Regions from separate parts of the Homo sapiens genome. Here region 2 is linked to region 1. A link is an interaction called in ENCODE POLR2A ChIA-PET data of the cell type or tissue named here. Cell type or tissue: CD4-positive, alpha-beta T cell. All regions are shown on one strand.

Region 1 (2,500 bases):
AATGGTCTAAGACAATGGACAATATCTCATATCTACAATAGTATAAATATATTTTCAAGCATCTTTTACTTCACTTATGTATTTATATATCATAATCCAGTAAGGCAGGAAGGGCCAACAACATTAGTCCTATTTTATGGATTTGGAAAATGAAGTACATGCCAGTACTATCATGTTAGATCTTGCGTTACTACTGACAATGACGATGATAGTCATAGATGTCAAATTATCAGATCCTCTCTCCAGAAATCTTTTAATTTACTCATTATTTTTAAGAGATATAGTCTTGCTCTTTTGTCCAAGCTGCAGTGCAGTGGCACAATCATAGCTCACTACAGCCTCAAACTCCTGGGTTCAAACTCCTCCTGTCTCAGCCTCCCAAGTAGGTAGGACTACAAGCTTGCACCACCAGACCCGGTGATTTTTTTCTTTTTTGTAGAACAAAGGTCTTGCTATGTTGCCTATGCTTATCTTGAACTCCTGACCTCAAGGGATCCTCCTGCCTTGGCCTCCCAAAGTGCTGGGATTAAAGGCATGAGCCTCCTGGCCCTGAAATATCTTGAAAGCACAGCAAGAACAATAAGAGTTCATATTTATTGCACGTCTCCTATGTGCTTTGAATGTATTGAAGTAGATGCAATTGTCCTTATTTGAAAGTTAAAGAAACTGAGGTTCAGAAAGATTAAGTATATTGCCTACGACCACATCATTAGTAAGTGATTGAACCAGGATGTGAATCCATGCAGTCTGACTCCAAAGTCATGCACTAGACTAATAAGTGACACCTCTGTTAGCCCATTTTTTAAAGAAAACTCCATTAGAATATGTCAACAAGACCCTTAGATCTTGTTCTTATAACATTTATAGCACTTTTTAGTCTGAGAGTAAACATCATACCTGCTGAGGACAGAAGTGGCTCTTCACTAATATTTTCAGCTCAGAGTGAAAAGGTGGGAGAACTCAAAGAGAAGAGTGTTTAAGTCCATCCCATAGTCCTAGATGGCTTAAAGGACTTGGGTAAACACTCAGCTGTGAAACATTAACAAAGCTCCCAGCCTTGGTGGGTTGCTTCACCTGGGTATGCCAGGCCAACAGAAGTATCTGTAGTAGCCTGGAAAATATCAAGGATCTAATAAATCAACTGATGCTGAAAACAAGCTTGACTTCCTTCCGCAATGTGTATCTCTGCCATCGCAGTCTTCACAGCACGGCAGACACTAAAATGTGACAGGAAACCCAATCGTCTAGCCTAGCGAGTTATTTTCAAAGCGTTGCTAGGGTGATGGGGAGGGAAGGCACATCACAGACAGACAGAAAAATCAAAGGTTTGATAAAACTTGGTGTCATTCAAGTGATATCCACAGACATTTGAAAGGTGCTCTGCTCACATGGACAACGTGGAGGAAATTCAAGGACGATGGTCATGACAGCCTCCATCCTCTTTCAGCACCTTCTTCCCTTGGAAAGTCCTCTCTCTGACATTCACGGCCTCAACCACCATCCATCTCCAGTGCTGTTCCCCCACCCCGGAAGTGCCTCCCATATAATTCTGTCCCGCTTCACTAAATCCCTGGACTGCTTTTTTTTTTTTTTTTTTTTAATTAGAAAAGGAATTTTAAAATTCATTTTTCCCCACAGCTGTTTAGTCCTTCAAAATATTAGTTACTAAATCAAAACTGATGAAATAATTTATGATTTATATGCTATTGGGTGATAATGACTTAATAAATTAATACTGTCAGAGAACTTTTGAAATTTACCCTAACAATAACTAATGGAATTTTCTAGCTCCCTGGGAGGGTGGTACGGTGGAGATGTTTAGTGCTTCCTCTCATCCCATTCTCCTCTCTTTTTGGAAAGGGTCATGTGCCTGTGGTCTGTGTGTCACATGTAGACCAAGGCATTTAATTGCCAGTGAGTGACCCTCCAGTATGCTCCCTCTCTGCTATGACAATGGTGAAGTTTTTTTGTTGAAATGAAGGTGTTGTTAGGTTAAAGCAGCCTGCATCACTGAGCCACCATGTGGAGGCAAGTATCTTAGAGAATCATTCCAGGCTACAATGGACTTTGGATGAAACAGTAATAAAATTCCTTTATGTTAACCCACCAACATTTTTTGGTCATTTTTTATAGCAACATAATCTAGCATATTCTGACAGATAAAGCTAGTAATTTTTGATCACTTCAAATCACAATCCACAGTTTGATTCTGATAAAAGACAAAATTACTAAAAATTACTTAATTAACCAATCAAGATCTACATAACTAGATTTGTTGTGTAGATCTTAATTGGCTTTAATTTGCCATTCTAAAATTGGGCAGCATGTCAGACCAAAAATGCTCTGCCTCACCACATGTGCAGGTTGTATTTCTCTCCAGAGAAAAGGCAGTGACATACAAAAAAATGGAAGTGAGGTACAGAGGCAGACTGATTGGTTACAGCTTGTGTCTGTCTTATTTGAACCTAGTTTGAACAGTTGGCAGCCATGATTGGCTAAA
Region 2 (2,500 bases), 180 kb before region 1:
GGTTATGTTTCCAACGGTTGTTTCTTTCCAAGATAATGGTGTAGGTGTTACACCCCAATCTTCATGTCCACATTCTGCAGGTTCCTTGTCTCATCAGCTGTCATAAACTGGTCTGGAGTTTCTGACGACTCCTTGTTCACCAAATGCACCATTTCCTGAGACTTGCTGGCCTCTCCGTTGAGTCCACTTGGCTTTCTGTCCTCCACAGCTCCATTGCCACTGTTGATCACTAGCTTTTTCTTCTGCCCACACCTAATAATTTAAAAAATGTACCATATCAGAAAGATTGCAGTGACTCAGGCATCAGATCATCATCCTTACTGAGCACCATCATTGATGATCACTATGGTTTATGATGGCTTTAGTGTGTGCCAAGCACTGTGCTAGGGGTTTTCTCTACTTTAACAACTAACAACCAGCACTTAACAACCAGACTCATAACAACCAGCACTCCTCAAAGTGAGGTCCCTGGACCAGCAGCAAAAGCATCATCTTGGAACCTGTTAGAAATACAAATTCTCAGCCCCACCCCAAACCTGCTGAATCAGAAAACTCTAGAGTTGGAGCCCAGGATCTGTGGCTTCTCTGCACAGTCAAATTTGCAACCCCTCAGGGGCTTCTCTGCACAGTCAAGTTTGCAAACCAGCAACTAAGACTCCAGGAAGCCGGTGTTATTATTATATTCTCTATATTCCAAGTGAAGAAACCTTGGGGATCAGAAAATTCAGTAACTTCCCCCAAGTAACTCAGCAAGTAAGAAAGAGGATTCAAACCCTGGTCTGTCTGACTCTCAAGTTCTGATTCTCTTTCTATCTTACTTCACAATGGAAATGTTTGCCTCTTTTAAGCATTTTAGCAGTTTCTGCAGATTTAGATAAACCATCAACATGATGATTGTAAATCATTCTGATTTGTATATTCCAGAAAGTCCCATAACTTCCTCTCCCAGTCAACACTTTGTCGGCCTTGTCAGCATTATTACTGAATGTATCGAGAAGAATAAAACAACATTTTTCTAGAGGTATAAGGCCATAGTGATGTTTTCCTAACATTGGCTAACTCATACAACCCTGATATAGGAAGTTTAATAACATAAGACAAATTATTCTCGTTAATTTAAGGTTTCTCAAACATTACTTAAGACCCAAACGCAAAAGAAAGTTGCTATGGAAGAGTACGACCTTGATCTTTTCCCTGGTTACTGTCCATTGCTTCACCCCACCCAGCCTAATGCAATGCTTCCTCTTTCCTGTAACATATCACTACTACACATATACGAGTCAGACTATGCTTAGAGGAAGGAAAGTTGCATAGCTTCACAACTACAAGCAAGATGGGGATTCAGGGAAGCAGATTACCTCCTGAATACCAGACATTTTACATGTAATTTTCTGTAATTCTTACAACACTCTTTCAAAGCAGCTATTGTTCCCATAATACAGCAATGGAAACTGAGGCCAAAAGAGGTTTAATAACTTGCTCGAGGTCACACAGAAAGTAAGAATGACAGAGCCAATATTCAAATCCAGGCCTTTATGACCAAAGCCTGGGCTCTGCCTGGCTCTGTCAATGCTGCCAGCCCTCTGGAGATTTGGAAACAGTATGAAGTCAGAATTGTTCACTTTGCCTCTGGATATTTGGAGTAATAGTGACAAAGCCTCTATTATTCATGATCATGGACCATTCCCTGTAGGACTGCCAAGGCCATAAACTTTAAGCTCTTGTTTGGGGAAATAAAAATTATACCTCCTCAACAGGAGGTAGATCCTGTCTCCTCTAGCATAAGGCTTGATGAGGGGTTGGGGGAAGGATGCTTGAACTGTGAAACAGATTCATGGGGACCAGGAATACAGATGGAGTCCAGCAGGATGCATGGTCAAGAAAAGGGCCTTGGAGGCCAGGTGCAGTGGTTCACTCCTGTAATCCCAGCACTTTGGGAGGCCAAGGCGGGTGGATCACTTGAGCCCAGGAGATTGTGACCAGCCTGGGCAACATGGTAAAACCCAGTCTGTATTCAAAATACAAAGATAAGCCGGCTGTGGTGGCATGTGCCTGTAGTCTTAGTTACTTTGGGGGCTGAGGTGGGAGAATTACTTGAGCCCAGGAAGTCGAGGCTGCAGTGAGCTGTGTTTGTGCCACTGCATTCCAGCCTGGGTGACAGAGTGAGACCCTGTTTCAAAAAAGAAAAAGAGACCAGGCACAATGGCTCATGCCTGTAATCCCAACACTTGGGAGGCTGAGGCAGAAGGATCACTTGAGGTCAGGAGTTCGAGACCAGCTGGCCAACATGGTGAAACCCCATCTCTACCAAAAATACAAAAATTAGCCGGTCATGGGGGCATGGTGGTGCGTGGCTGAATCCCAACTACTCAGGAGACTGAAGCAGGAGAATTGCTTGAACCTGGGAGGTGGAGGTTGCAGTAAGCTGAGATTGCATCACCGCACTCCAGCCTGGGTGACACAGTAAGACTCCGTCTCAAAAAAAAAAAAAAAAAAAAAA

What was found. Peaks named below come from ENCODE experiments on the same cell type or tissue, not always from the same donor. Only the 100,000 strongest peaks of a DNase experiment are listed, where the experiment ranks them.
Region 2: POLR2A ChIA-PET joins it to region 1 with 5 read pairs; 3 of 35 experiments call an interaction of 5 or more read pairs at or near these places.

The regions. Positions count from the first base shown.
Region 1 is chr11:35,044,155-35,046,654 of GRCh38, reverse strand. All of the region lies in intron 2 of LOC105376626 (a long non-coding RNA gene), which reads left to right. Among named protein-coding and RNA genes, the nearest start is that of CD44-DT, 93 kb to the left of the region's middle. In CD4-positive, alpha-beta T cell, no CTCF peak of the experiment used is centred here; DNase peaks (open chromatin) are centred at 1,254, 1,946 and 2,474; H3K4me3 peaks cover 736 bases; H3K27ac peaks cover 2,022 bases.
Region 2 is chr11:35,226,881-35,229,380 of GRCh38, reverse strand. CD44 (CD44 molecule (IN blood group)) reads right to left here. Exons shown (of 18, transcript NM_000610.4): 18 at 1-252. The coding sequence ends at 48. Among named protein-coding and RNA genes, the nearest start is that of CD44-AS1, 13 kb to the right of the region's middle. In CD4-positive, alpha-beta T cell, no CTCF peak of the experiment used is centred here; a DNase peak (open chromatin) is centred at 1,241; H3K27ac peaks cover 489 bases.